Regions from separate parts of the Mus musculus genome. Here all the other regions are linked to region 3. A link is a loop called in an ENCODE intact Hi-C map of the cell type or tissue named here. Cell type or tissue: heart. All regions are shown on one strand.

Evidence for each region. A loop is a pair of places that touch in the nucleus more often than their neighbours do. Peaks named below come from ENCODE experiments on the same cell type or tissue, not always from the same donor. Only the 100,000 strongest peaks of a DNase experiment are listed, where the experiment ranks them.
Region 1: it touches region 3 in a loop (2.3-fold over the local background); 7 of 42 quality-filtered maps call a loop at or near these places.
Region 2: a loop joins it to region 3, with 2.1 times the contacts of the local background. A loop is called at or near these places in 2 of 42 quality-filtered maps.
Region 4: it touches region 3 in a loop (3-fold over the local background); 10 of 42 quality-filtered maps call a loop at or near these places.
Region 5: a loop joins it to region 3, with 3 times the contacts of the local background. A loop is called at or near these places in 13 of 42 quality-filtered maps.
Region 6: it touches region 3 in a loop (6-fold over the local background); 12 of 42 quality-filtered maps call a loop at or near these places.
Region 7: it touches region 3 in a loop (8-fold over the local background); 12 of 42 quality-filtered maps call a loop at or near these places.

The regions. Positions count from the first base shown.
Region 1 is chr2:92,004,621-92,008,620 of GRCm38, reverse strand. All of the region lies in intron 1 of Creb3l1 (cAMP responsive element binding protein 3-like 1), which reads left to right. Among named protein-coding and RNA genes, the nearest start is that of Creb3l1, 18 kb to the left of the region's middle. In heart, CTCF peaks have their summits at 259, 1,573 (motif pointing left) and 3,835; DNase peaks (open chromatin) are centred at 150, 1,310, 1,450, 3,820 and 1 weaker place; H3K4me3 peaks cover 2,073 bases; H3K27ac peaks cover 2,134 bases.
Region 2 is chr2:92,325,283-92,329,282 of GRCm38, reverse strand. It overlaps Phf21a (PHD finger protein 21A), which reads right to left. Exons shown (of 19, transcript NM_001362829.1): 8 at 2,119-2,367; 9 at 882-971. Among named protein-coding and RNA genes, the nearest start is that of Large2, 44 kb to the left of the region's middle. In heart, no CTCF peak of the experiment used is centred here; no DNase peak of the experiment used is centred here.
Region 3 is chr2:92,181,907-92,185,906 of GRCm38, reverse strand. Phf21a (PHD finger protein 21A) reads right to left here and starts at 1,725. Exons shown (of 19, transcript NM_001362829.1): 1 at 1,555-1,725. In heart, no CTCF peak of the experiment used is centred here; DNase peaks (open chromatin) are centred at 506, 1,616, 2,136, 2,456 and 3 weaker places; H3K4me3 peaks cover 3,897 bases; H3K27ac peaks cover 3,301 bases.
Region 4 is chr2:91,984,244-91,988,243 of GRCm38, reverse strand. Creb3l1 (cAMP responsive element binding protein 3-like 1) reads left to right here. Exons shown (of 12, transcript NM_011957.2): 9 at 1,109-1,208; 10 at 1,957-2,083. Among named protein-coding and RNA genes, the nearest start is that of Dgkz, 36 kb to the right of the region's middle. In heart, CTCF peaks have their summits at 1,946 and 3,582; DNase peaks (open chromatin) are centred at 493, 2,053 and 3,593; H3K4me3 peaks cover 851 bases; H3K27ac peaks cover 2,017 bases.
Region 5 is chr2:92,057,351-92,061,350 of GRCm38, reverse strand. No RefSeq gene overlaps it. Among named protein-coding and RNA genes, the nearest start is that of Gm31473, 31 kb to the right of the region's middle. In heart, a CTCF peak has its summit at 1,566; DNase peaks (open chromatin) are centred at 1,570 and 2,690; H3K4me3 peaks cover 2,251 bases; H3K27ac peaks cover 1,350 bases; H3K27me3 peaks cover 2,134 bases.
Region 6 is chr2:92,432,148-92,436,147 of GRCm38, reverse strand. It overlaps Cry2 (cryptochrome 2 (photolyase-like)), which reads left to right and starts at 2,079. Exons shown (of 12, transcript NM_009963.4): 1 at 2,079-2,336. The coding sequence starts at 2,125. It overlaps D930015M05Rik (RIKEN cDNA D930015M05 gene), which reads right to left. Exons shown (of 4, transcript NR_040621.1): 4 at 3,840-4,000. In heart, no CTCF peak of the experiment used is centred here; DNase peaks (open chromatin) are centred at 867, 1,987, 2,921 and 3,657; H3K4me3 peaks cover 2,850 bases; H3K27ac peaks cover 1,247 bases.
Region 7 is chr2:92,420,882-92,424,881 of GRCm38, reverse strand. Cry2 (cryptochrome 2 (photolyase-like)) reads left to right here. Exons shown (of 12, transcript NM_009963.4): 3 at 195-337; 4 at 1,820-2,004; 5 at 2,632-2,720. It overlaps D930015M05Rik (RIKEN cDNA D930015M05 gene), which reads right to left. Exons shown (of 4, transcript NR_040621.1): 3 at 1,856-2,069. Among named protein-coding and RNA genes, the nearest start is that of Cry2, 11 kb to the left of the region's middle. In heart, CTCF peaks have their summits at 1,075 and 2,299; DNase peaks (open chromatin) are centred at 291, 971, 1,821, 2,951 and 1 weaker place; H3K27ac peaks cover 1,379 bases.

The DNA.
Region 1 (4,000 bases), 180 kb after region 3:
ACTGATTATATCCCCCCTCCCCCGTGTAGCAAGCTTCCAGGTCTAGGATCCTACTCTGCGCAACCGCGTTCCTGGTCAGGCGGGCGGTGGCTCGCAGCCTCCTATCATTGGCCAGGAGCTTCTCTGCTCTCACCAATGGCAAGCGGGATTCCTGGGAGGGGCGGGGCCCAAGAGGCCGATTAAGCCACGTAACTGCAGCACTGAGCGAGCAGGGCTCCCTCCACCCCTAAAATTTAAAGGGCGGGCGGCTGAGCTGTAGCGCCAAGGAGAGAAGCAGCAGCCGGGGAGGCAGGGTGCCGGCCTGAGAGCCGGAGGTCTGGGGACCTCTCCTTCCAGGGAGTGGAACCGGCGCCTGTTGCCCGTGGCGGCCGAGAAAGAGCTGATATTGGCACAAGTGTAGGAAAAAGTCTTTAAGGAGGAGGGAAATATCTCCAGTGCCTCCTTCTCTGGCTTCCCACCCCCGTTGCCTGTACGGAATGGCACCCCCCCCAAGACTGCCCACCCTAACAGAACACCCCGCCCCCTCAAACGCTGGCGTGAGCCTTCTGTGAACTCCTGGCCACCGGCCTTCCTCCCCCCTCCCCCGCCCCCCAGCGCCACCCCCTATTTCCATCAGACAGCCTAAATATGATTCTTGTGTGTCTGTGTGAGCTGGAGGAAGGCTCTATAGCGGGCGAGAGCGACCAGGGCCAGAGATGGGGAGGTTTGAAATCTCTAGAGTGAGCTTTACGGGGATGGAGGGAGGTGGGTATAGAACATAAGGGAAACCTCCTTACCCTCAGTTCAATCCCAGAGCTGCGGAGAACCCCATCCGAAATACTAGTGACACGCCTTGTGACTGTGGGTAAATGGCTTGCTCTTTCTGGATTTTAGCTTTCTTGTTAGCAAATGAGTTGAGGGGCATAGACCACTGACTTTCTCGGGTTCCTGCTGTCTCACAGCATAACTGAGATGCCGGCTCAATGCCAGACATCAGATGGAAGTAGGCTACATTATTCAGTGAGCAGCTACTGGTGGCAATGCTCCCATGAGAGGCTGATGCGTCTAGGTGCTATGTGACAGGACCACCATCCACCCAGCACTCCAGGAACCTGGGACAGGGAGGAATGAGCGCGGGAGCTCCTCTACCCCACCCTGCCTGCCCCTTGGCCGCCCTCTTCTTCCACTTGGCTCCCACCGCTCCCAGCCTGCTGAGCGTTGGCTGTTGTTTCTAGCAGGTGGGGTGGGGGGTGTCTCACAACACCCGGCCATTTGAGGCCCCCTAGCAAGTTCATTCGGGCACCCCCAAAGAGGGTCCTCGCTTATTTTCCTAAAACTGGAAAACCTTCAGGGACCCCTAACCCAGGCTGGAGGGGGCTGGCTCTTCTCTCCCAGGCCCCCGGGAAGGGGGTTGGCAAACTCTTATCGCCTGCGGAGCAGCTGCTGGAGAAATACCGTGGCCGCTGACTCATGGCTCTTCCAGCTCTGTGCAACCCCCTCCCCTGGGCCCCACCGCAGCCTTGGAGAGCGCCCCACCACCACCATCACCGCATCCCAATCCCCGAGTTCGGCTGGAAGGAAGCGCCCCCAGGTGGGATGGCCTGGTTCTGCTGCGGATGTGAACCTCTCAATCATGGCCTGGGATGATGGTCGTTAGAATGGATCATACATCCCTAAAGCGTTTCTGTCTAGGTTCTCAGTTGTTCTAGAGACTTGTTCAGACCCTGAGCTCTTTGTACGGCACTGCCCAGACTCTACTGAACAGCTAAAACACTAGTGGCCTTACTCTGAGATGCAAGGCCCTACCCCTGCACCGCTACTGAATGAGTGGCTAGCAGGTGAACAAAGCATAGACTTGTCTCCAGGAATATAGTCTGGCATCAGCCAGGCGAGTCCCAAACAGAGAGGTGTGTGGTGTGGTGGCAGGGGAAGGTCTGGGTATTGAGGGACCATGGGCACGTTCTGGCTTTGTCTGGCTCTGTTTGCCCTGCCCATCAAATGTAAAGCAATGCCTTTGCTCCTTGGGGTGTAATAAACGGGTGCAAGGGCTGGGGGCGTGGCTCAGTAGGTAAGGGCTACTGCCTAGAATGCACAAGGCCTTGAGTTCCATCCCAGTACCTCGTGAAGGCAAGAGGATCAGAAATTCAAGGTCGCCCACCGTAGGGTATGGAGAAGTTGGAATACATGAAAGCACTTGGGGAAATTTAAGTAAAAAGAAAAATATAAAATAATGACGAAGCATCCCGGAAGAAGAGAAATGGGAGCCCAGAGTATACCAATGGTGTCTCTGGATTCGTTTTGCCCTGGAGTTTCTTGTCACACTTGCTCAGAGGGGAACCTCAAACCACCTCCCTCTATAGAGTCCAAGCTCATGCCTGAGTTTAGGGGCTGCTATTAACTACCAAGTGTTTCATACATACTACCTACCACATGCTGTTTTGAGTGCTTCGTGCACTCAACCATAGCATCCTCATAATCATATGAGGTGGGTACCAGGAGTCTAACCAACATTTGATCCCCATAGCAATGCTGTGGAGTAGGAGCTATAGAGAAGTTTTTAAAAGTCAGCAAGTAGTGGAAGAGTTGAGAACAGGTCTCTATGGTTCCAGACTCTTGCGCCTTCCCTGCTCCTGAAAAACCACACATCCATTGCTGAGCCTTATCCTGAAGCAGAAGGCACTGCTCATCCCTGCCTGTGTCCTAATAGTTCAGGACGCAGAAAGCCAATGACTGGTCCTGGAGCCAATCCCCTTCACAGTCTCCAGGTGGAATACAGAGCCTGGAGCAACCCTGGCCCAATCTCATTCAACCAACCAGCTAGTGCACATGAACAACAGTAACACTGTGTTGCACATCAATGACTCTTCAAGAGGAAAAAAAAGCACCTACTATGTGTTGGCCCTGGAGTGTTTTATTGATGATATGACTTTTCTTGACTTATGACTGTACAAGGGACTATCCTAAACCTTTACTCATATGGATTGGCTTATTCCCCACAATAGTCTTAGCAATGGAAACTATAATTAGCCCCACTATGCACAGAGGAGGTTAAAACATGGGTTAATTAGCTTTCCCACAATCATGGTCAAAGCTTTTGTCTGTTTATTTCTGAAAAAGAAAATTGACATCTGTACCAAGTATACATATAGCTGAGATTAATAGTTTGCCAGGGTTTTTACTTCAGTATGTTTGATGGATTCTGATATTTTCTACTTATTTTGTATTTTGTTTTGTGCTATTTTTTCTTAAAATCTGGCTATAAATGCCCACATGGACATGGGGCCAGTTTATTTAACTTAGACTTTATAAAGCACTTGCTTGGCATACACAAGGCCCCAGATGAAAATAAAAAACATACTTTTACCTGTATGTGGTAAAATGAGAAAGCACAAAAGTGGTTCCTAGGGGCTAGGAATGGCAGAGAAAATGGGGGCTGGGGAGAGGGGGCAGTGGGGTCAGGGATACGCTGGCAAAGGGGTTGGTTCTAATGCTTTGCAGTAGGGAAGTTGTGGTCAACAATGATTAATTATATATATCAAAATAGCTAGGAGACAGCATTTCAGTGCCCCACAAAAGAAGTATATGTGTTTAAGCTGATGGCTATGCCCCCTTGACCTGGTCTGGGCATTGTGCATTGGCACATGTAATGAAATGTCCAAGTCTGCCCCATAGATATGTACAGTTATTGTGTGTCAAGGAAAAATTTTCTAAGTATATTTTTTTAAGTTCTGGTCACGACCCACTGAATCGATTTCATAACACATTAGTGAGTCACCACTTGCTGCTTACACAGACTGAGTCAACAGCTGGAATGATTGAGGCCAGGACGCAAGCCTCCGTGAGGCGGCCCCACAGCCTGATGCCTCAGGATAGAGAACAGCCTGAGAGGGGCGCAGTAGACTCCTGAAACTCCAGCACTCAGAAGCCTCAGGCAGGAGGATCATGAGTTTGAAGCCAGCCTAGACTACTTAACAACACCCTGTCTCAAAGAAGCAGACACGAGGGCTAGAGAGATGGCTCA
Region 2 (4,000 bases), 140 kb before region 3:
ACTTTCTCAGTCCAGAATGGTCTGTGTCCCATCCACACGTTCAGTCTACCGTACTCCCCTATGGACGCTAATACCCTATAGGCAACTGTGATGCTGCTGCAGCTGTGTCTTGGAAATTAGCATATTCAGGACACAATAGCTTGGAACGTTTGCTACCAACAGTAAAGATCTATCTGATAAATAAGAGGATGGTCTTCTCTCATGCTAGTACTATATGACCCCTCACAGACAGACTCCTTTTTCTCTGTGTCTGAAAGCTATACTCTCAGAGCATAAGTGTTGGTCTTTCTATTGGATGGACTGCTTGGGGTCGAGCAGAGTCAGTCTAGTTGCTGGGTAGAAAAGCCCGATGCAGACCCCTATGCCAACTCCTGTAAGCCAGGTGTCACAAGGGCTCGTCTGGCTGTTGATTCTCCTTCTAGTCTTTTTTTTTTTTTTTTTTTTTTTTTTAAAAAGGGGCTGCTTGCCCACTCCTCCCCCCCACTTTTAAAAAAGATTTATTTATTATATATGTAAGTAGACTCACTGTAGCTGTCTTCTGACAATCCAGAAGAGGAGGTCAGATCTCATTACAGATGGTTGTAAGCCACCATGTGGTTGCTAGGAATTGAACTCAGGACCTCTGGAAGAGCAGTCAGTGCTCTTAACCTCTGAGCCATCTCTCCAGCCCTCCTTCTAGTCTTTTTAGCAAAGTTTCCCTTTGCTAAATATGGCTATATTTCCCCCAACCAAGGTAATGGTGCCACGATGCTTCCCTCCACTGGTATTATCCTGGCCGCCTTCCTTCTCTCAGGTAGTTTCACTGCCCCTTCACTGCATGGGCAAGCCCCTGAGGATATCACCACACTTCCCACGGGTGGAGTTCCCACTGCCTCACTCACCTGTGGAAGGAAGTTTGGGCGTGGAGTGAGTCTAGGAGGAGGGATAAACTGTGGTACTTTGATGGGCTGAGGAGGTGTTGCTTGAACCTGCTAAGAAACAGGGAAACATAAATAAATCCGAGGGCAGTCTCTATTCAGTGTCGGAGGCAGACACGCAAAGGAAACGGGCATTTGCCTTCCACACAACACAGAACTCCCACCTGCTCTTCCCATGCAGTTCACTATGTGAACCAACACTGCTTTAGAAACTATTTCCTGTCTCACCTAGACTCTCTGTCCCATACAGTGATCAACCGCACTCCTGTCTCCTCACATACACGCACACTCAGCAATCTTGGACGGCTTTCTTACACTCATGAACCCTTACGTTTATATTTTAAGAGTCAAAACTATATCTTAAGTAAAATCAAATTTACTGTCTGTCCACATGGATTTTCCCTCCCCTCCCCCAGAGATATAAGCTTTACTCAACAGGGAGCATTTTTTCTGGCTTTTTGAGACATGGTTTCTCTGTGTCACCTTGGCTGTCCTGGAACTCACTGGACCTCAAATTCACAGAGATCCACCCGCCTCTGCCTCATGAGTGCTAGATTAAAGGTGTGCCACCACACCCAGTCTATAGAGAACTTGGCACTACTCGTGTCTGGTTGAGGGATAGGGCTGTGTCTCTAAGGACTCCTGGGAGAGCGGCAAACCTTCAGTTGCTACTTTAACTCATTATTGATCGTTATTCAAAAAGTCACCAAGAGTTCTGTCATTTGAAGAAGATAACTGAGTAGCACAATTTGGACCTGGCTCTCATCAACTTCTAAGAACAACAGTATCTAAATGGCTTGATCCAGAAATATCCTGGACAGTCTTGTTCACGTGTTTCCTTAGGTGATCCTCCCTCTGGAAGACTCAGCCTTTGGAACATTAACCTCCGAGTTTCTTGAGTATTTTTCAAATGTGCCCCAACCAACTCTAAGTACTTCCTGGATTCATTCAATTTAGAGGGATAATAAACTAAAAGAATGTAGCAGAGGGTTTTCCTCAAAGCAGAATATAGCACAGGGGGTTTCAGCACTCAGATTTCGATGTGTGTGTGCACATGTGCATGTGATAGGCCTATAGGGGAGTCTGCTTTTCTAGCAATGATAGGAGCTCAAAACCCAGCAGGAGCCCAAAATGGATACCCTCTTCAATGCACAACCTGAACCCTCTCATGTGAACACGTGAGTAGCAGCTGCTGGCTTACCAGAGTGACTGTGTTTTTTGCCACAATTTGGACAGCCTCTGCCCCAGGCCCAGTGACCTTACTAGACGTCTGGAGGTTGACTGGTGTGTTCTGCACATCAGTGCTGAGCACAGCCTTCTGGCTGTTGATGGCGGTCACCATAGCAATGGTAGGTCTCTGGCCCACAACAGAGGCAGGCATGGTCGCAGTTGCTGCTTTCAAGACGAGAGGTAGTGTCTTTGTGGTAATCATAGAAGCTGTAGTTACAGTCTTCTAGGAGACACGGAGAACAGGTATTAGGAGACCGAAATGTGATCCCACTGAACCATATGCTGCTGAACTCCCAAAGGAAACAACGCAATCGAGTTTGTCTATGAGCCTTTGCGTATGTAGAGCATGCTTCTTATTATAGAGAGACAAACTCTAGTTTCTCAAGTTAGGGTCACTTGTAAACAGGAAAATTCACTGTAGTGAGTGCCTCATGTAAACATATGGTTTTAGGAAATGGACAGTACACATCTAAATGTACATACCAGGAGCCCACTTAATGCTTCTGGGTTTTCTAACTGCATAAAGTCAGTTAATTCCTGTGTAAGTTGCACACTGTCTCTATCCCTGATTGCTATAACCTCAACTGATCTGGCAATTTGCCTTGTATGGCACAAAGGAAAGGTGTCATCTTTCTGAGGGCCCCCTGGGAGAGCAGAAGAGAAACTCACAGGAGGATCAGCACAATTGCCACCTCAGAGGCAGTAAACCCCAGGCTGCAGAGAATGATGCTGTACAGGAAACACCAGTTTTCTATTCCAAAGGGAGGGATGGGCCACTGCCTGAAATCTTCCTCTGGAGAACTGATGTGGAAATCATCAGTCAGGAAACTGACCAGGTGGGAACAAGGCCCTGCCCTGGATCTTGGAGGAGGCGTTTGGTGAGGACCCAGCTGACACTTAGAGGGTATTTCTGGAGCTCTGGAGCTACACTTGCCTGACTTTTTACTAGAATGATTACAAATGTCTGTTACAGAAACCACCTCATTACACCACATACACATCTACCTGGCACTATGGCTGGTCACGCAAGATGCAGACCTTCCAGGAACACAAACATTCATCGCCAACTTACTGGTTCTGATATTTATTCCACGTTAACTTTTCCTTCCAAAATGTAGTGAACACTTTGGCAGCCACCAGCTGTGCCTGACTTTTATAAATTGCAATTAGAAATTGAAACGGTCAGTCTGGTGCTTGTACTCATCATGTCTTCTAAGCCATATGTGGTACGGCCTGGTAGGCCGACAGTGTCGGGAGAACATGCCCAGCCCTGCAGGAGTCCCCAGCAGCCCTCTCTCTTCTGCACACCAGGAAAAAAAACCCCTCAAGTTTCTCTTCCACATCATGTGAGCACCACGTATCCAGATACTGAGCATACAGAATTCTTTACCTTTTCTTCCTGATATGTGTTTGCATGTACATATACTCATCTTTTAAAACCTCCTTTTAACAACAACAACATGTAAAGCTGTGGACTCACCCACCCCACCAGCACTCCTTATTAGTGTCTACAATTAAAACCACCCAAGGCACAGCACGGGCAGCTCATGCCTCCCACCACTGCCTTCTCAAATGTGAAATGGCACCTGGGCAGCAGGTTAGGGTTGACAGGCAGTTGACAGTTAAATGCCATTTGATCACCGGAAGTGCTGTAGTGTGCATCAGCAAAGGCTATCTCACAAAGCCAGCTGTTGTATAAAGAGTTTTAAGCACAGTATGCTATCAGTTTCATCTTTCAATTTAAAATGCTTGAATACAAAGAGCTTTTGAAGAGGTAAGTGAGCAAGCCATAGTAGATGGCCTTTAATCCTAGTGTAATACAGACTGTGGACTGATGGTCTGCTCAGCAGAAC
Region 3 (4,000 bases):
CAACACAATGTGGACGTGCAGAGGGAGATCCTCTACTTCAAGACCTAAACAAAGAATATTTCAACATATGACCGGAATATGATGACACCGAATTCACCCACGAAAACAAAACCTGTCTACCACTAGCCGTCGTACCCTCATCTCAACAACTCAACTACTTAGAAATCACTCCCGGCACATCTACACCCCACAATCGGCATGTGGCCTCCTCCCGGGGTGCAAGCCACAAGACAAAGTTGAAAGGAGACCTCTCTCGCCCGGTGCCCCAGTGTCCACATCAAACCCCTCCCCTGCCAGGGCCACCTTGCAGCTACCCACCATTGCGAGCGTGGTCAAGGGAGGAAGAGGAGGTAGGAAAAAAAAGAGAGCGAGCGAAGAGAGAGAGAGAAAGAAATCCTAACAGCACCGCTCAGCAGAATAAAGAGAGCAGAGAGAGGATGACGAGAAGTGTTGGGAACTGCGTGCACCGCGGGGCTGGACCAAACGGAAAGAGTCCCACTCCGCGCGCCCCTCCCCCCGCGGCCCGGGGGGGAGGGGCGGCCGCGGCCCCTCTCTGAGGGGCCTGCGAGTCCCCGGCCCGCGCGGGGTCCCGGGGCGGCCGGCCGGCGGCGACGGCGGGAGGGCCGCCCCAGGGTGAGGGGTGCAGGCGGACTCCTCGGAATAACAAGTTGCAGAAGAAGAAGAATAAGCGGAATTTCCCCAACGCTGCTCCGGCCACCCAAGACAAATGCACCAACACACACTCACTCACACACACTCGGGCCCGGCAGCGTCAGCAGCCGCAGCTTTTTTTTTTTTTTTTTAAACCAGATCTCTCAGTCACCAAACAAGATGGTTTTCCCAAAAAAATATTTTTTAAAATTAAATAACCATAATAAAAACTTCCCCCCGACAGCATCCCAGGGGGTGGGGGTGGGGAAGGGGCCCAGGCGGCCATCCCCTGGCCGCAGGCACTCGCGGGGGGCGGCCTCGGCCCGCGCCCCCCGCCCCTGCGGCCCCCCAGCCCGACCCCCCACGGGGACTCTGTGTCGCCCCCTCGCCGCCACCCCCGACGCGCCGCCCCTGTCACCCGCTCTGGCCCTGTACTCAGCGCCCAGGCTCCCGAGGCTGCTCATAAACTTACTTCCAATCTATCCTAGGGAGGGGTGGAGGGCAGAGGGGAGGAAGGGGGGAGACGAGGTATTCCCATTGTCTTTTTTTTTTTCCTGGAGGGGGGGGGGAGAGGAATAGGAAAAGGGCACGCAGGGGGGCGCCCCGAAGGGGAAGTTATTGCTGAAATCTCAAGTTGACTGAGGGGTCCTGACAAGAACACCCCCTTTCCCTCCTCCCTCCCACACACCCCTCCCCTCCCCCTACCTCCCCCCCACAACAAACTCCAAGCAAGCAGCCCCTGCTCCTTCCCAGAGACAAACACCAGAGACAAGACAGAGGGAGAGAGGGAGGGGGGGAAGGGGGAGGGAGGAGAAATAGAGCTACTCAAGAAAAAAAGAGAGAGAGAGAGAGAGAGAGAGAGAGTGAGGAAAAGAGAGAATGGAAAAAGCTGGGATACTGCACCCTCCTGCTGCTGGCTGGCTGTCCCCCCTGGCAGCTGGAGGCAGGAACTCTGAGCAGGAGAAGCAGGAGGAGGAGGAGGAGGGAACTCTTCTTCATGGGGAGGGAGGGAAGAGGCTGGAGCTGCCGCTGCTGCTTCTGCTGCTGCTGCTCTGGGCCTCTCGCACTTTTTAGATATTAGTGTGTTAAGATGGTAGGTTGTTCCCTTCTCCCTCCTCCTCCTCCTCTCCTCTCTCTCACTCACTCACACTCTCTCTCTTTCTCTCTCTCTCTCTCTCTCTCTCTCTCTGGGCTGTTTCTTTCCTCCTCTTCCCCAGGCAAGGGGGGGTGGGGAGGAGGGGGTGGGGGGGAGGAACTGGAGCCTCCTCCTCCTCCAGGAGAGACACACACAGGCCCCGGGCCGGAATGGGGAGGGAGGAATCAGAGCAGCAGGAGAGAAACTGTGGGAGACAAACAAGCCCAACTCTTCATCCTCCTCCTCCTCCTCTCAGCAGCAGCAGCGAGCACCACCAGCCCATTCACCACCCGGCCCCGGGCCGCAGCACCTCCGCCGCCTCAGCCCGGGGATCCCTCCGCCCAGGCCCAGACACACTCGCCCGCGCGGGAGCCCGCCGCGCGGCCCCGCCGGCCCGCCGCCGCCGCCGTGCGCGCCCCCGCCGCTCCCGAGAGCCGGGCGAGAGGGACTGGAGCTGGGGAAGCGGGGACGAGGGAAGAGCGGGCGGGCGGGCGGGGGGCCGGGCGGAGCTGGACCGCGACGGTCCCGGGCCGCCCCGCGCCCCTGCGTGCGAGCCCGTCGCTCGCGGGAGGCGCCGGGGACCCCCACGGGGGCACGGGGCGGCGGCGGGGGCCCGCGGCGGCGCTCGGGCGGGCGGACTACTTGACGTGTCGGTGCGGCGAATTTATTTCACTTTGCCTAAGGAACGGGGTGTGCTGCGGCACCCATTGCCTAGGGAAAAAACCCGGATGTAAAGTGAGTGAAACTAAACTAGAGTGAAGTAGGGCAGCAGCAGCCAAACTCCGGTGCAGCGGCGGCGGCGGCGCTGGGGCCGAGCGGCCGCCAAACTCCCGGCCCGCCGCCGCGTCGCAGCCCCGGCCAGGCCCGAGCCCCGGTCCCCTCCCGCCGTTGAGAGCTGCTGGGGGGCTCCCGAGCAACCCCAACTCCCTCCAGTGCAACAGCAGTTTGCAGGGGTGGGGGTGGAAAGGAGGCAGGAGCGAGGAGGAAGCACTGCAATGGGGGAGCGAGTGGTCCAGGCAACAGGAGAAGATGCAAGCTCAAGTCGAATGCAACATGCAATCCCCGGCCACCCCGCCCCCTTTGCAAATAACTACCCTTGAACCACTTTATTAGCCGTGCCGAGTCCCACTCTAGCTCCGGGGAGGGGCGGGGGACGGGGTCCTTCGCTCACCTTTATTTATTGCTGCTTTCTGCCCCCCTCTCCATGTTTTTTATTCCTAAGTTCTTTTGTTCTAAGGGGGATGATGGCATTTACTTTTCTGCTTTGTGTAGCAGGGCAATCACTGGGAATCGGCCACGTATAATCCGGCGGTTTGTCATATTTTATTAGTGAAAGTATTTTATGCCTAGTCCACCTCCAAGGACTGTAACATGGAGAACTGCAGGGGCGGGGGTTGGGGGGGACGACATCAGAAGAATTCTTGTTTTCAGAGATTTCTTGGCTGAGCGGGGAGGGCCTTTTTTTTTTTTTTTTAATCATTGAGGAGGTTCATTTAAATTATTAAATCGATAGTTTTCAACTTGAAGCTTAATGCTCTTGCACGGGTGAATTGTTGGGTTATAAAATAACCCCCAACCACAATTTTTTTTAAAAGTAAAAAAAAAAAAAAAATCTTAGCTCTTAAAAAAAAAAATCCCATCTGGACAGTGATCTCTGTTCTGAGCTGCACGCTGGACTTAACGTAGTGTTAGCCTTCCTATGTTAAATAACAATAAACCTCAACCTCAACGGAATACAAATGGGGGCTGGGGGTGGTTTTGTTTTTAAGGCTCAGCACTTTTGTAGCATCTGCCACTACGCATTTTCCAGGCATTGATTAACCATGCAACTCCCATAGGCATGAAGTCCAGTTTTTGCAGATAAAGAGCAACAGTAGTAAGATGATTTGCCCAAAGTCAAAGGGAGTCGCTGGCAAGACCAGGGAGAGCCTTAGACTTGATTTGTTACTAGTCACGTCTTTTCCATTAAATAATATTTTCTCCAGGAAATAGTATTTAAAAATAAGCGCACAGTCTTTATCTTACCAGAGGGGCTTTGAGATCACTGGATATGAAGAGGTTTTCTTCTGTGAACTGCAAATTTTAAATTTAGCTTCTCAAGAGAAGGCATTTTTTTTTAAATTCTGATTTCTTAAAAGTAAAAAAAGTGAACTTTATTTTCGTGTATAGGCCATTTAGTAGTAGTTTTAGGTTAAAAAGAATTCACAGCAGAAA
Region 4 (4,000 bases), 200 kb after region 3:
ACACCATGCTGTTACCTGTGCAGGTTAGATGGCAAATTATAGTAGTCAATTCTCTCCTTCCACCCATAGGTACCAGGGACGGGACTGGGGTTATTAGGCTTGCTGGCAAGTACTTGTATGTGCTGAGCCATTTAACCACCCCTGTCACTTTTTGAAACATGTTCTTGTGTAGCCAGGTTGACCACAAACTCATGATGCCCTTGAAGCTGTCCTTGGACTCCTGATCCTCCTTCCCCTCTGGCTGCCTGGCCCAGTGCAAGGCTTCTTCCAGGCGTGCACCACCTAGCCTAACCTGAGTGCTCAATTTTTGAAATCAGGGTTTTTCTGTTTTGTAGCTCAGTCATGAACTTCCTATGTACTTGGGCATCCTTCTGTTTCCCAGGCCTCAGGAGAACTTGCTACATATTTTCTCCTTTCCTTTCTCAGACCCAGCTTCTCAGGCAGGAATGGGGTAGGGGCGGAGCCTTCAAACTTCACCTCGCTACCTCTGCCCTTAAAAATCTGTTTTAAGACTATTGCGCCACCTGCTGTCCACTTCAGGAACTGCATGAACACTGCTGGGTGGAGAAGTGCAGTATTAACCAGGATTCTGTGCTGGGCAGCACCTAGTTCTTGCCCTCAGTTAGCAACTGAGACAACAATGGAACTCCCCAAATAAAGCTAATGTGCTACAGGTGCTGTGATAATGGTAAAACAGCAATAAATGAACATAAACAATGGCCCATTTACTGACTGCACTACACACTATGTCAAGTGTCTTTCTTGTGGAATCAGGGTGCTGTGGGGTGCAAGGGAGGAGAGTCAATATCTCTGTGACTGGTGCTGCATAAGAAAAGGAAATCCATCCTCTCCTGAGAAGTCAGGAGCAAGAGTTAGGCACCCCTAAGCTTCTACAGGATGACCCAGCTTCCCACCATGAGTCAGGTCCCCGAGACCCAAGCCAGGCTGCAGAAAGCCTACCAGGAGGTGACCTTTTATATCTTGACTACAATGGGCACCAAAGCATAGAGGCCCAGTCAGGAGCCAGCCAGGGCTCCTCAGGAGAGGCCAGGATGCAGACATGGCTGCTGTACCTGAGTCCCCATGGTGACTTCTGTGCCTTCCTCAGGACCCTGCTCCAGCAGCTGCAGAAACTCCAGACTCTGGTCACCAGCAAGATCTCCAGACCGTACAAGATGGCAGCCACGCAGACCGGCACCTGCCTCATGGTAGGTGCTACTCCTTAGCATAAGGCAGCAGGGGGAAGCTCTTCTTGAGGCTAGCTCTCCAGGACAGTGAGCAGAGTCTGAGGGGACCAGTGACCTGTCCAGGCCAGTTCTAATAGATGTGAGGTTGATGCTGCTAAATCTAGTGAAAGGCAGGTCCTTGGAAAAGTGGCTTCTATAGATTCAAGGAGTGTGATTCTTCTTGGGATGGGTGATAGGGAGAAAATAAAGGAGCCCCCCTCAGGGTCCCCAAGGCTAGAGGGGACACCTAGGTCAGGCTCAGCCTCTGAGTGGCTCTCTTCCATTAGTCTGTCCTCCCTGGTAAGCACATGTTGCCTCTGACATTCTAAGGGCAGGGCCTCGCTGGAGCTCCCCGGGGCCCTTGGCTCCTTCTCAGGCTCAGGCTGCGAAGGTGATGTGGCTATGTGTCCTTCTCCCTGGTCACAGTTGCAACCCTCCCTTCCCCTTCCCCCCTTCCCCTTTCTTCCTTTCCTGATTTCTCTATAGGTGAAACCACACAGAACCCCGCCCTCTGGTCTCTGGTCCCTTTCATGTCACTAGATTGGATTAAAGGTGACTTGAACAGCCTGTGTCTGCTTCCAAGAGAGCAGCCAGCTCTGGGGAGGCATTTGGGGGAAACTGAGCCTTTTGCGTCCAATGCTTTAGGGTGAGGAGAGTTGGGAGTGGCCAGTCTTGTAGGCCTGCCCTGCCCCAGATCCGACTAATAATAGACTGCTCTGTCTACTACTAGGTGGCAGCCTTGTGCTTCGTTCTGGTGCTGGGCTCCCTTGTGCCCTGCCTTCCTGCATTCTCTTCCGGCTCAATGACTGTGAAAGAAGACCCTATCGCAGCTGACAGTGTCTATGCAGCCAGTCAGAGTAAGTACCTCCAAACTCTGGGTGTTAGCCAGTTACTAGAGAGAAGCCATATCAGCTGCACTCACACCTTTAATCCCAGCACTCTGGAGGCAGAGGCAGGTGGATCTATGAGTTCAAGACCAGCCCAGTCTACATGAGGAGTTCCAGACCAGCCAGGGATACATTAGTGAGACCCTGTCTCCAAAAAGTCTGGAGTGCTGGAGAGATAGATGGCTTGGTACTGGCTGCTCTTTTAGAGGACCCATGTTTGGTGCCTAACCACCCATATGGTGGCTCACAGCCACCTGCAACTCCAGTTCCAGGGGATGAGATGCCAAATTCTTGTCACCGAAGGCACCAAGCACCCAGGTAGTACACAGACACAATGGCAGGCAAAGCATTCATACACATTAAAAAAATTAAAAATAAATATTTATAAGAGATTTGGGTTGGCATTATCTCATTCTATACTCTTTTTTTAAAGATTTATTTATTATTATATGTAAGTACACTGTAGCTGTCTTCAGCCACACCAGAAAAGGGTATCAGATCCCATTACAGATGGTTGTGAGCCACCGTGTGGATGCTGGGAATTGAACTCAGGACCTCTGGAAGAGCAGTCAGTGCTCTTACCTGCTGAGCCATCTCTCCAGCCTGAGGACCAGATTCTTTGCCTCTCTGAGATCCTTTGGCGCAGCGATGTGGAGAGGGCAGACTTAGTGGGCGGCAGAGTGTTCTAGGGACAGCAAGTGAGTGTCAGTCTTCAGTCATTTCTGATGTGACAGTGTTAAGAAAGCCGCTGAGGCACAGGGGACCTGCAGCAGGTGTCAGGACTCTGCTGGGAGTGCCTACCCCTGGGGAGCATGGTAGTTGTGATGTGGGTGCCACCCCAATGGAGTGCGGTGTGGTTCATTTCAGAATCAGTCACAGCCGGCTCTGCATTTGCTAGTTGTGTGAGCCAGGGTGCACATCTTGGCTTCATGTTGATTTCTAGACTCCAGAAACTGCCATCCTTACAGTGAGCATATACCTTGCCTTCTGGAATAGCTCCTGACATGAGGGGAAAGACAGGCCACGAACAGCAAGAGTATAGGGAACAGCAAAGATTAGCATGGCTTTCAGAGGTAGAGGCCACTTCCGGTAGACCCATGGAAGAACTTCTAGGCCATCCTTCATATGCCAGGGACATGAATCTTACGTGGCTGAAGAGAAAGAGGAAACAGATGAGAGGTCAGAGAGAGGGGAGAGCAGGGAGTGTATGGAGAGGAGGGGTACTGCGGGGGTGGGGGTGGGGGCGGTGAGCAAGGCTGAGAGGCTAGAAGGGAGGACAGGAGCTGGGAGCTGGGAGGAGAACTGAGAGGAGAGGGGCTGCGATGGAGCGGTGGGGTGGGGCTGGCGCGGGGGCGGGGCGGGGCGGGCCAAGGCTATCAAGGACAGAGGAGAGGAAGCAGACACAGAAGAGGAGGGGCTGTGCTAAAGTACAAACCCCAGGGAGGGGGAGGGAGGACATGAATGAGCCTCTGGAGGGAGTGAAGCACAGGGCAGGGCAGAGGGCACGTCTGAGGAAGGAGGTGGCTTGTTGAGCGGGCTGGTTTCCGGACTGCAGCTTCACACAATGCCAGGGGCCGCCTTTTCCATAGATTCTCATAGATTAAACCCTGCAGGGGAAGCTGGGAGGCAGGCAGCAGACTGGAGCCAGGAAGCCAATTTACGGGGACCCTTGATGATGAGCTCTGGGAAGCGGGGCTTAAAGCACCTCATTCCCAGGGCTTCGTGTGAGATTTAATTGGCTTTAAGCTAAGGGCTTTATATAAAGCCTGGCACGGGTGTCCAACAAACATTCTTTTTTTTTTTTCTCTCCCCTTGACTTCCCAGAGGAACTAGCCTAGAAGAGAAAAGAAAAGGGTTTCCTTAATTCTCCCAGGAAGTAAGTGGCAC
Region 5 (4,000 bases), 120 kb after region 3:
GTCCTGAGTCCCGCAATTCTGCACCCAAGTATCTACCCAAACTCTGCTTTCAAACTCGGGAATGAGATTTTTAAAAAAGCTATTATAGCATTGTTTCTAACAGAAAAACAAAGTGAAAATGAGCTAAATATCTTCTAGAAGACGGGAAAAATAAAATGTGCTGAATTCATAACGGGTCCCCCGTCAGCACTGAAAAAGTATGATCAAGAAATACGTACATTAATGTGGGTTCATGCTGCCTAGTTTTTAAAAAAAATCAAGTTACACGATTATATATTCAGTCTAATAGCGTCTCTTCAACGTTTAAAGTAATTTTAGATGATTCCATTAAGTGTCTATAGGCACCAAGATATGGAGTAAAAACATAAAAGCGTGTGCTGGGAATGAAGAAGCCCCAACGTGCTTCCCAACGTGATTCCTCTGGGAAGGGATAGAAATTGGTTCAAAGAATTCCACCCAGATCCAAAGGATCCGTGCCCTTTTAAGAAACTCTGGATTGAGTAGAGGAAACCTTAAGTAAGGAAAGAGAGCATGTGATACAGACAAGCAGTTTTTGTAAGCTTCAGATTTTTAAATGCAATTTTTTTAAATGCAGTTTTTGTAAGGTTCAGATTTCTTAAATTGGCCTTTAACCTTTCAAAGGAATATTTGATTGAGTCGAGGTTGGGTTGGGTTGGGTACATCGGGAAGGCTGGGGGTCCTTAGGGTGGAGGAGGGATGAGGGAAAGAAAAAAGGTGTTCTAGGTAGAAGGAACCCAGCTATGGGAAGAAGGGAGCAGAAGGGGGCGGGGCACAGACCTTTGGCCACCTAGAAAGGTCCTGTAGTCCAGAAACATTTCACACCGCCAGATAGTAGAACGGGGGATGGGACACCCTTGAAGAAGAGACTCCCTCTGGAGTTCAGCAGAATAAGGAAAGGTAATCGGAGAGGGAGTAAACACTGAACAACTTAAATAGTGCTACTCAGGCAGGGTCTAAACTGGGATTAGTTTATGAGGTGTTAGAAAATGGCAGACCTGCTTGCTCAGGAAGATGGGGAGGGCCTGGAGCGCCAGGCTTCTCCACAGAAGCTGCGAGGCTTGGGCAATAGGGGTGTACGGGGCTCGAAATACAGGAGGATGTACTCGGGAGACCTTGGAGAGGAAGATGTTAATACCCAACGGAGTGAGGGTAATTCACAAGGTCACAGAGGGAGTAGCGTAGACTGTAGTAACCACTGCAGGTAGAAGCATCCAGGACGCATCGCGAGTGATCGGGTGGGTGGTGTCACCTTCACTGCGACGGAGAGTAACGGGGACAAGATGCAGCGAGTTGGAGATGCGTGCGTAGCAAACCAAGTGGACTTGCGGGGCGTGCTCCGGGCGCTGCGGGCGAGTGGGAGGCGCCAGAGACAGAGGAGGAGTCTGTCAGAGCGAGCACCAAGGGAGGAGAATCTGAGCTGAGGCCCTGAGGGATGATGAGGAATGGGTTCCGGGAGGATGCAGGGATGGGGAGCATTATGTTGATGCAGAGCAGCCTCCGCGCGGGTAGCGGTGCGCCAGGCTGGGCGGAGCCCGGACACCGGAGCAGGGGTTGGCACCTCCGTCCTCCCGGCCAGGCTGCGGTCGGAGCCTCGGGTGCACCCCGCAGCGGCAGGCGCAGGGTCTGACCCAGGGAGGCTTTTCCCAGCCGGGCATCCACGTAGCTGGAGTACCACCCGGCCGTCCCGGGCCACTGCAGACGCCTGGCGTGCGCAGGCCGCGCCTCCCTAGCCCGAGGGCCTAGAGACGTCACCGAGGCTCTGACGCGCGCTAACCCGGGCGCGGGTTTCCTCCCCGCAGGTCCCGGTCCTTGCAGCCCGCCGCCGCGTCCTTGGCCCTCCTCCCGGGATTCTAATTCGGGAAGACTGTTTGTCCTTCAGCTACTGATAAGGACTCGAGTTTGTGAATAATAATAATAATAATTTTAACAATTCCGGGAAAGAAATAACCATACTCGAGAAACATAATAATAATAACCAGCCCGATAGACCTCTGCTCCTGTGCTCAGTGCTCTTAAGGACAATAATGACAACAGTCATAATAGCCACAGTTTATTAAGCGCTTACTCTTCCATCGCAGTGTTAAGCGCTTTGCAGGCAACAACCCTCGGAGGTAAGTACCGTTATGCTCCCTATTTTTCAGGAAACTAGGGCAGAGAGGTTAAGTAACCTGCCCCAGGGCACACAACTAGCTGATGTCAATGCCAGAATCCCAACCTAGGCTGCCTGTTCTAGTGTAATCCTCGAGCCAATCCGTCAAGGTCGGGAGCATTCTCTCCATCTTAAAGATGAGGAAAACAAGGCACATGGAAATTTAAGTACCTTGCCCAAGGTCACCTAGCTGGATGAGGCAGAAAGCGAACCCAGGGCTCCTCTCTGTCCGCAGAACCCTCGATCTTGGCCATAGGCGATGCCATTTCCAAACCACCTCGGATAGCCCCGGCTTCTGGGAGGCAAAAGCAGCCGCTGGTGGATTTGGGTAGATTCCTGCAGCTTCCGCTCAGCTGATGAACCGGGTGTTTTGGAGCAGCGTCCTTGCTCTGCCTTCAAGCGTAGGATGGGGACGCCTCTCCTGGAATCCAGACCCAGACTAGGCTCGGCGATCCCGAGAAGGGACGGAGCGGGGGCGGAGGCAGCGGAAGGAATCCCGAGTCCCATTTGACCAGCGGCGGGTCTAGGCTCCGGATTTGCACCATATAACCAGCAGAGGGCGCTGCCGCTCGCGCATGGAGTTTCCGTCCCCTCTGCCTACAGCCGCCTGCAGTGGCTTTCCTTCTCCAGGTGACTGAGCCCACGCCGCATTTAGACCGGCTTCTTTAGACCGATTGACATTCGTTCAAGGCTTCCCAAGTCCCAGCCGCTTCGATCTTGTTTTGTATAAGGGGGCAACGGCAGAGATTCCACTCGGTTAAAAGGCCTAGGTGTTTGCAAATTCAGCTCGGTCTGGTCAGGTCTTCCCTTCTAGTGAGCCCGAGGGTGATTTAAAATGGAGGTAGACCCTCCACTTGAAGTAGATTACAAATATTCTTTCCTTTTCCAAAATGGCAGATGATGACTAAAGAGAGAGCCCACAGACGAGAGGGTCTATTTTCATAACAGCCGCCGCCTATTGGTCGCACCAGGCCCTTTTTAGACCTTGATACAGTATGGCCTGTACCGTGGGGATCATGATTCCTGTTTGATGTAAAGTCAAAAAACTAGTAAATAATGACACCTGGATTTAATCTAGGAACTCCCTTAATTAACAGTTACATTCCCAATACCCAGAATGCACAAGCAGACACAACTGATTGGAAGATATTGGTTATAATCCCAAATCTACCGGTGCTTAGAACCCTACCATGGAATCGGGGACTTGGCCAGCTTTCTGAGCTCCCCCCCCCCACCCCGAACTCAAATCTCTAAAACAGAAAAATAAAATATAAAGGTGGCCTGAGAGCATGAGCTGGAGGCTTTTTGCTCAGGCTTGGAAGAATATCCAGTGAGGCTCAGTCACTTCCTATGTCTGGGCTCTGAAGACATAAAGGTGGATCTAGGAAAATCTGAAACGCATGGAAGGGAAGGGGAAAACTCTTTCTGTGGCTTTTACTTTAAACTAAGCCTCATTTTGCTATTTGTGCTATATTTTTAAATTAACGTGGCTCTCCCCACCCTTGAAATTGGCACACAAATAGCAAAAACAGAAGGAAGGCCAGCTCGCAGCTTTAAATGTGGTTCTCAAGAAGGAGGGACCGGACTTAAAAAGGAAATGGGAATTAAAATGAGGTGTCTAATTCAGACAGACTTTCCACGAGGAATTTAGATCACGGCTCTTGTAACAGGAGTGTTGTCTGGGGCTGGGGCTGGGTCTGGGTCTTGTGTCTAAATGGGAGTGCCCCCAATGAAGAGGTTGAATCTTCCTTTTTGAATACGCCTGCATCTCTGATCATCTGGGTGTAAGATTCAGGGGTGGGGTGGGGCCCTGCCCCCTGGATCTGTCTC
Region 6 (4,000 bases), 250 kb before region 3:
GGGAGTTTAGAGGAGAAGAGAAGAATTTATTCCCTGAATGGCCATTTGTGAATGGACCACCCCTTACTCTCCCTGTTCTCTTCCTTGTAGGGGGACCCAGGGAGATAGAAAAAAAAGAGAAAAGCATACAATACCTCAAAAGAAAAAAAAAGGGGGGGGGTAAGCCGGGCTTGGTGGCGCACGCCTTTAATCCCAACACAGGAGGCAGAGGCAGGAGGATTTCTGAGTTCAAGGCCAGCCTGGTCTACAAAGTGAGCTCCAGGACAGCCAAGGCTCTACAGAGAAACCCTGTCTCGAAAAACCAAAAAAAGAAAAGAAAAGAAAAGAAAAGAAAAGAAAAGAAAAGAAAAGAAAAGAAAGGGGACGCGCGAGAGATGGTTCAGAGGTTAACAGTGTGTACGTTCCTTGCAGAGAACCTGACTTGGGGGTACTTCTCAGCACCCACAACAGGAGGCTGGTAACAGCCTTGTAACTCCAACCCCCAGAAACACTCTATTCAGGAGTCCACTAGACACTTGCCGTCACTCCTACACAGACACACAGCTAAACATGAGATTAAAAATAATGAAAAAAACCCAAGTGTTTAAAGAAAAGCATAGGGAATATCAGTTCACTCATCAAGTACTTGCAGAAGAGATTCAAAGGAGAGAGTCGGGCAGAGACTTGGATGACTTTAAGGCTCTGGCCAATGCAAGCCTCTTATGTTTGATTCATATGATCCTTCGGTACCAAGTACTGAGCTAGATTATAGTCTGATGGAGCTGACATACAATAGCTAAACAATCCCAGTACTATGTACTAAAACCGGAGGGTGGGGGGAAGACACCAAATGAGGTGAGCCCCTGTGCAGGTTGGGCCCAGGAAACTGGAAAATAACAGCTGTCACAGGGAAAACAGGAGGCACGAGGGTGTGGGCTGGGGCATGTGATGTGAGAGAACAGCATGTCCAAAGCGCTGGAAATGAGAGGCTCGTAATGACGCTGTAGTCAGAGAGTGGTGCCAATTAATGCCATTAAATTGCTGACTAAATTCTAGATTCTTTCATTGCTCATTCCCAAGATGGGGAAGGTGACTACCCATAGGATCAACACAAGGACAAATCGGAACAGTTCTCTGCTGGATAGCTCCAGCCCTCCATCCCAACTAGCCCATCTTAGCCCAAGTGCAACGGTTGCTGCACTTGTTCAATCAGCAAACTCTGCCAGAATCTCCAAAGAATCAAAGGATTCCCAAAGGAGACAGGAGAATATTGCCCTGCACATCTCTGATTCCCACATAGAATCCAGTTCAGAGTTTTGTGCAAAATAACTGCACTGTGTCTGCTAAACAGAACGTAAAAGAAATGAATTCATTTGAGGGCATAATTACTGCCTCAACCCACGTCCTCTGAAACCTTTGTCCTTTCTCCCAAACCCACTCCTGCCGCATAAAAGGGCGTCTCCTTTATCCTTATGCCTTTCTGTATGCAAATACCAAGATTCTCTGCGAGGAAGTGGATTTTGAAATCGGAAGATTCTGAGTGGAATCTTACTGGATTCATGGTATTGCGCAAGTCATTCAAACTGGGGCGCCCTAAGCTTACTTCATCTGCAGAGTAAGACTAACAAGCATCTGTTTTATTCGTGTTTATGAAATGAACGTTACCAGGATGAGATGAAAATAGAAAATAGGACAGTTTGTGTAAGGCAATCACCGCTCAGCCTCACATATGAACAGGACAATGAACTGTTAGAAAGGGCCCGGTAACAGGTCTGTCAGCCACCGGCCGGAGTCACCGCAACCCCTGTCTTTCCCGGGGACGCGAAATGCGTAGGAGATCCGAGGTCCCTCCAGACTCAGCCCACGCGGGGCGGACGCAGCGCGGTCCTGCGTCACCGGCGGGTGGCTACCAAGCGGGACCACACATGGTGGGAACGTGAGGGGGCGGAGCCTGCGCCGACGCTGCTGACCAATGGAACAGAGGGAGGGTCCCACCGGGTCTCACCCAATCACAGAGGCGATCCAGACTCCTTGGGGCGGAGTCATGCCAGGGAGAGGCTGCATCATAGGTCGCTGGGCGGGCGCTGGGCGGGACCAACGGGGCGGTCGGGCGGAGCGGCAGACCGAGACCCAGTCCAGGCGGCGATGGCGGCGGCTGCTGTGGTGGCAGCGACGGTCCCCGCGCAATCGATGGGCGCGGACGGCGCGTCCTCGGTGCACTGGTTCCGCAAAGGACTACGGCTCCACGACAACCCCGCGCTGCTAGCTGCCGTGCGCGGGGCGCGCTGTGTGCGCTGCGTCTACATCCTCGACCCGTGGTTCGCGGCCTCCTCGTCTGTGGGCATCAACCGATGGAGGTGAGGGGACCCTATGCTGCGGGGTGGCAACACCAAGCGGACTCCCCTGGGCCCAGGAACTCCAGCCTGCGGCCACTCTGACACAGCGTTTTTGCCCAGTGTGGCCCGCTCTGAACTCCTGGGAGGCCTGGGGGACAGAGGTCCCTCTATGCTGACGAGACTCTCGTCAAAAACGCGAAGTCAACCTGAGGGAGGATCTGCAGCCAGTCCCTGGAAGAATGGGGACTGGGCTTTTAGGGGTGTGCTGTGGGAGCGGAGAAAAGCTTCTTCAAGAGAAGTAGCCCCTCGTGGACCCCCCCCCCCCAAGGGCTTCCCTAAGCCTCGGATTTGTTTGACTCTCCCCCACGCCTCTTTTCCCATCCCGCGTAACCTCTCTTCACAGACAAACGTGGTGGTGATCAGGGAACCTAGCTTAGCATTAGCCGGTTTTAAAAAGACCCCAAGGGCATCATCGGGTAATGGCACTTTTGTGTTCTTGACGCATTTTTTTTAAAAAACATTGATTGGGAAAGGACATGCATGGCATGGCAGTGTATAGAGTTAAAAGGACGACTTGCAGGTTCTCACTCACCATACGGTTCCAGGGTGGAAAGCCGGGTGCCTTTACCCAATGAGCAATCTCTCAGGAGGTCCCCTAACCCATCTGAGAGGATCCCTGTGTAGTTATAACGTTGCTAGAAAGATATTCAAAGAGGGTTGCATCACCCGTCAGCTCTTCCGCCTGTTGTCATGAAGTGTTTTTTAGGAGAGCTGGGCCATTACAGATGAGACTTTTAGGAGCTGATGTGGAAAAACAAGAACACAATATGAAGATTCGGTGATAACTCCCAGGAGGCTGAACCCTTTCCCAGCATGCTGTGACATAATAAATCGGCATCTGATGTATTTTCTCTGTAACCAGTCTTCAGAAACAAGACGTTTTGATACACCATGTTCCCATCACTGTCTAAAGGCCTCCCTGCAGTAGCTTGGTTTGTTTGCATTGTTATGAGAGGTGTTTGCTTATGGCCTTGTTGCACAGATGAGTGAGGTAGTTCCCAGGAGACCGTGGCTCTCAGCGTCCACTCTTTCCTCTCCAAGAGGGGTTTGCCCTGCTAGGAGAGCAAGTGTTCCTAGTAGCACGCCTACTAAATGCCCCTTCCTGCCCCATTTACACAGAGGGAGCAACTAAAGATAGTCCTGTGAAGAGCCAGCCCACACAGTTTTCAGATTGGGCTATTACTCTGTCTCGCTCCAGTTTCCATAGATAGGAGGTTGGGTTTGACAAACACCGGCAAATGACCATCTCTGCTGTGGACATTAAACCAGGCCTCAGACTTTGCCCTCCCCTTCCTTTTGGCAGTGCGCCAGTGTGGACAGAGTCAATAGAATCTGACTCTTATTTGTTATGTTGTCATGAAGATGTTTCGTTTTTTACTGGGATTTGGGGGGAGCGCTATCTATGACTGCCTACTCCTTTGTGGTAGTGGAAATAAAAGAGCCTTTTTTCCCCCTTCACAAGGTAGATTGAACTCCAGTATGCTTGGTTTTATGGTTTTTTGATTTTTGTGGGTCACCCTTTTGTAGCGGCACTTTCGAGAGAATGAAGCAGAAAACGACTGAGGCAGCTCAGATGCTTGGGCAACATCTCAAGTCCTGTGGGAGTGCAGGTACTGAGAATGGGA
Region 7 (4,000 bases), 240 kb before region 3:
CCGGTCCTGGCTGACAACTCCACACTTGCAGAGCTCCGGCTCTTTGCTTTCTGATTTAAACTATTGTCCAGGCCCTTTCTTTGTTCTGTAGCTATTCTAGCACAGCTCAAGGTCAGCCCTGCTCACTCCCAGAGAGAAGCTGAGTACCCAGGCCCCTCTTCTTGAACCAAGCATAACAGATTATCTCTATGCAGGAATGGGGGGTGACCCGTTTGACCTTTGAATATGACTCTGAACCCTTTGGGAAAGAACGGGATGCAGCCATTATGAAGATGGCCAAGGAGGCTGGCGTGGAGGTGGTGACTGAGAACTCTCACACCCTCTATGACCTAGACAGGTAAGACACGGGGGCTCTCGGTAAGGTTGCCCATGGTGAGGACTGGGGACTGGGGCTCCTCCTAAGTGGAATTTGGACCAGTTCAGCAAGAGGGCTAACTGAACTGGACAATAATGGGCCAGAGTTGGGGGCTTAAAGAAGTCACCAAGAGGTTAACCCGATTTGGATAACAAAAGAGGCTTGGTTAGACCTAAGCTGTGAAAGCAGGGAGGCTCTGTCTCCACACAGTCTTCATAGATCTGTCATTGGCTCATTGAGTTTCATGCTCCCCCCCCTCCTCTGTTGTGCTCCCTAACTACAGAACCCTAACCTTGGCAGACCCCATCAGACTCCTCCCAGCAGGCCTCTGTTCTCTCAGACCTAGTTTCCACTCAAGGATGATCCCGGGTCTGCTTGGCCTATCTGGGTTTCAGGGCCATGCATTCTGATAATGTTTGAGGGCTCTAGAGACCCCTGCGGGGTGCTGGCAACCACAGCAGAACCTCCTTCCCCAGGGGCCAGCCTCTGTGCTTTTGTCTCCCCTTCCCTACTAGAGATGCCACCCTCTGTAGCTGCTACTGCTCCCTGCCCTCCTCCCAACCCAGGGCTGGCTGCCAGGAGGCTGGGTCACACAGCTGTGCACGTGAGCCAAGCCCTCAGGAGGAGAGGCTTGCTGTGGAGCCCTTCCCCTGCCACGTGCCAGGGGAGGGCAGGGACTGCAGAGGCAGCAGCCAGCTCCTATCTGGGCTAATGGGGGCAGCACAGGGAGAACAAACTGGGAAATGAACTCACCCGGACAGGCAGGCCTTGCATAAGCTCCTTCTCGGCCAGCGAGAGCCTAGGAATCTGCCTACAGACCATCGAAATTTATCCTCACAGACGCAGTGAACCCTCCTCTCCAGTGCCCATGCCTTTCCTTCTTGCTTGTGAGAAGTGCTTGGCACACTGCAACACTCTTTATACTGTTGCTGTTTACCGTAGCCCCAGACTCTGACTGAGGGAGCATTAGCCGGCCTTCACATCTCTGCTCTAGTGAACAGGGCTAACAGGACATTGATCCTCCAAGAAAGGAGCATGTTATGTCCCTCACTGTATATCCCTCGGAGGCTCGAAATGGGGTAGAGAGAAGCCCTTGGTGTGGTCAGATAGGTGCCCAGAGGCCCATGGGGATTTTCTGTCTGATTAGAGAGATACGGTCAGTCTCTGTCTCTAGGCGGCTCCACGTGGACACCAGGGAACCTGGAATTGAGTCCCAGCTCTGGCCCTGCCTTGCTCCATTACCTGAGGCTCCTGTTCCAGCTCTCTGGGCTTCATTTTCCCTCTCGGTAAAATGGAGATACAGCCTCCCCTGTGCCCCCCTTTCTCCTCAGGGACGGGACCGTGAGGTGATGAGGAGAGCAACCCTCAGAGCTTCTTGTGTCTTGCGCTCTTTTTTTGGGGTGGCCAGGGACCCCAAAATAAAGAATCTCAGGAGTGACTTCAGATGTGCTTTGGGCTCCCCAGAATCATCGAACTGAATGGGCAGAAACCACCCCTTACCTACAAGCGCTTTCAGGCCCTCATCAGCCGCATGGAGCTGCCCAAGAAGCCCGCGGTGGCTGTGAGCAGCCAGCAGATGGAGAGCTGCAGAGCTGAGATCCAGGAGAACCATGACGACACCTATGGCGTGCCTTCCCTGGAGGAGCTGGGTGAGTGCCCTACAGCACACCACACAGGCCGCTGCTTCCTGTGGGGGACGTGGCCTTCCTGTTTCCTTGTCAAAGTTAGAAAATACTGGCTTAGTGGCTCATGCCTGCAATCCTTGAAACTGAGAGACAGAGGCAGGAGAAATAGGCCAGCCTGGACTACATGAGACCTTGTCTTAAAAAGGAAAAGAAAAACAGAAAAGGTTGCTGTTATCCACCATATGACCAGTTAGTTAACTACCTGTGCCCGGCCAGGCTGCTGCTGTTTGTAGCTGAAGCCTCTTTCTGTAGTTCCCTCTCTCCATCAGTAGAGGCACTGTCTGGTGCTGGTCAGTGGACTTCCTCACTAGGATAACTAATCCAGGCTTTAGGTACCCAGCCCACCTTCCTGCCTCCCTCCTCCTGCCCACACCATCTTCTGATCTGAATAAAGCTAACCTTCTGCACTTTAAGGGTTTTCTCAGTCCTCACAGCACCAAGTCCAAGGTCTGTAGTTCCGTTTAAAGAGCAGATCAGTCTGAATCGTGGAAATTACCATTTTTATATTTGTGAATCATCTTAAAGGTGTTTACTGAGCTGTTTCTGGGGTGACCTGACCTGCAGTGCTACTGCCTACTGTTCCTTTTGTAGGATTCCCCACGGAAGGACTTGGCCCAGCTGTTTGGCAAGGAGGAGAGACAGAAGCTCTGGCCCGCCTGGACAAGCACTTGGAACGGAAGGTATGGCCCTGTTTCTGAGCCATGGGACTGACTACAGTCAGGACCACAGGGATGTGGGTCAGCTTCATGTCTGAGGGGTTGAAAACTAAAAACTCTTCCTGATGGCAAGATTAACAGCAGCTCCCAGTTGGAAAGTCCACCCTGTGCTGGCCGCTGGCTTATGTGCCTGATTGCATTATCTCCCTTCGTCTGTCCAGCAGGCAGCTATTAGGCTCCCCATCTGACAGATTACAAGCCTGGGCTGAGAGAGGTTGAGTAACCTGCCTGAGGTCACACCATTGGTTAGCAGTGTAGGGAGGTGCAGTTCCACATGATCACACAGTTGGCACCAGTCTGACTTTCTTCTGTGGACAGCTTTTGCTTATGGAAAGGGCAGCCAACCAGGCTTGATGCATGCCTGTAGTCCCAGCATTGAAGAGGGATGAGGCAGAAGGATTGCTTTAAGTTCCAGGCCAGAGTGGGCTACAGGGTGAGACTGTCTGTCTCAAAAGAAGCAATAACACTGTTGAGTTGGTAAAACCCATCAGGTCAGTTATTGGGTGTCAGGTGGCCCCTCCTCATCTCTTTTGGCTTCATTTCCCATTTGCTTAGATCCAGATAGCAAATGGCCTACCTTCTGTGCAGTGGGAATCAGCAAGAGGGAGAGGCCAAGGCCCAGAGGTTCCACAGCATCCGTGGTCCTTACCCCCCTATGACCAGAGAAGGAGTGCAGGTTCCACGGACTTGAGGACTCCTGCTTCCAAACTCCCTGACCCTGCAGTCTCTCTGTAGTCTGTCCCTCAAAAGCACAGCCTTTTCTGTCCCCATGCAAGTGACAAGGTCTTTTGCCAGCAGCTAGGTACTAGCAATGGATCAAGGGCCCAAGGCAGCCTGCTAAAGAAGAATGCTTTCCCAGCCTCAGGAGTGGCCAGCCAGCATTGGAGGATATGGTGACAGCCTCAGCCTCCCTCAGCTCAGTAGACTTAATATTCCCATTCAGATATTTCTCTCAGCTGAAGATAAAACAAGTTCCTCCAATGAAAGATGAGGCTGAGAGTCAAAAGCTATGAGGGACTAGCTTTGTGTGTCCACATCAAGAGCTATATGAGGGAGTGCTTCATGTGTCCATCAAGGGCTCTGCACAGGGCTGGGTTATAGCTTGTTGGTAGACTGTTCTCCAGCCATGCTCAAAACCATCAGTCCATCTTAGCACCAGATGAAAGGAAAAAACAAAGCATCATACCCAGTGATTCAAAGGCTCTTTGGAGAGAGATGTTTGGTCAGAGCAGGGATGGAGCTGA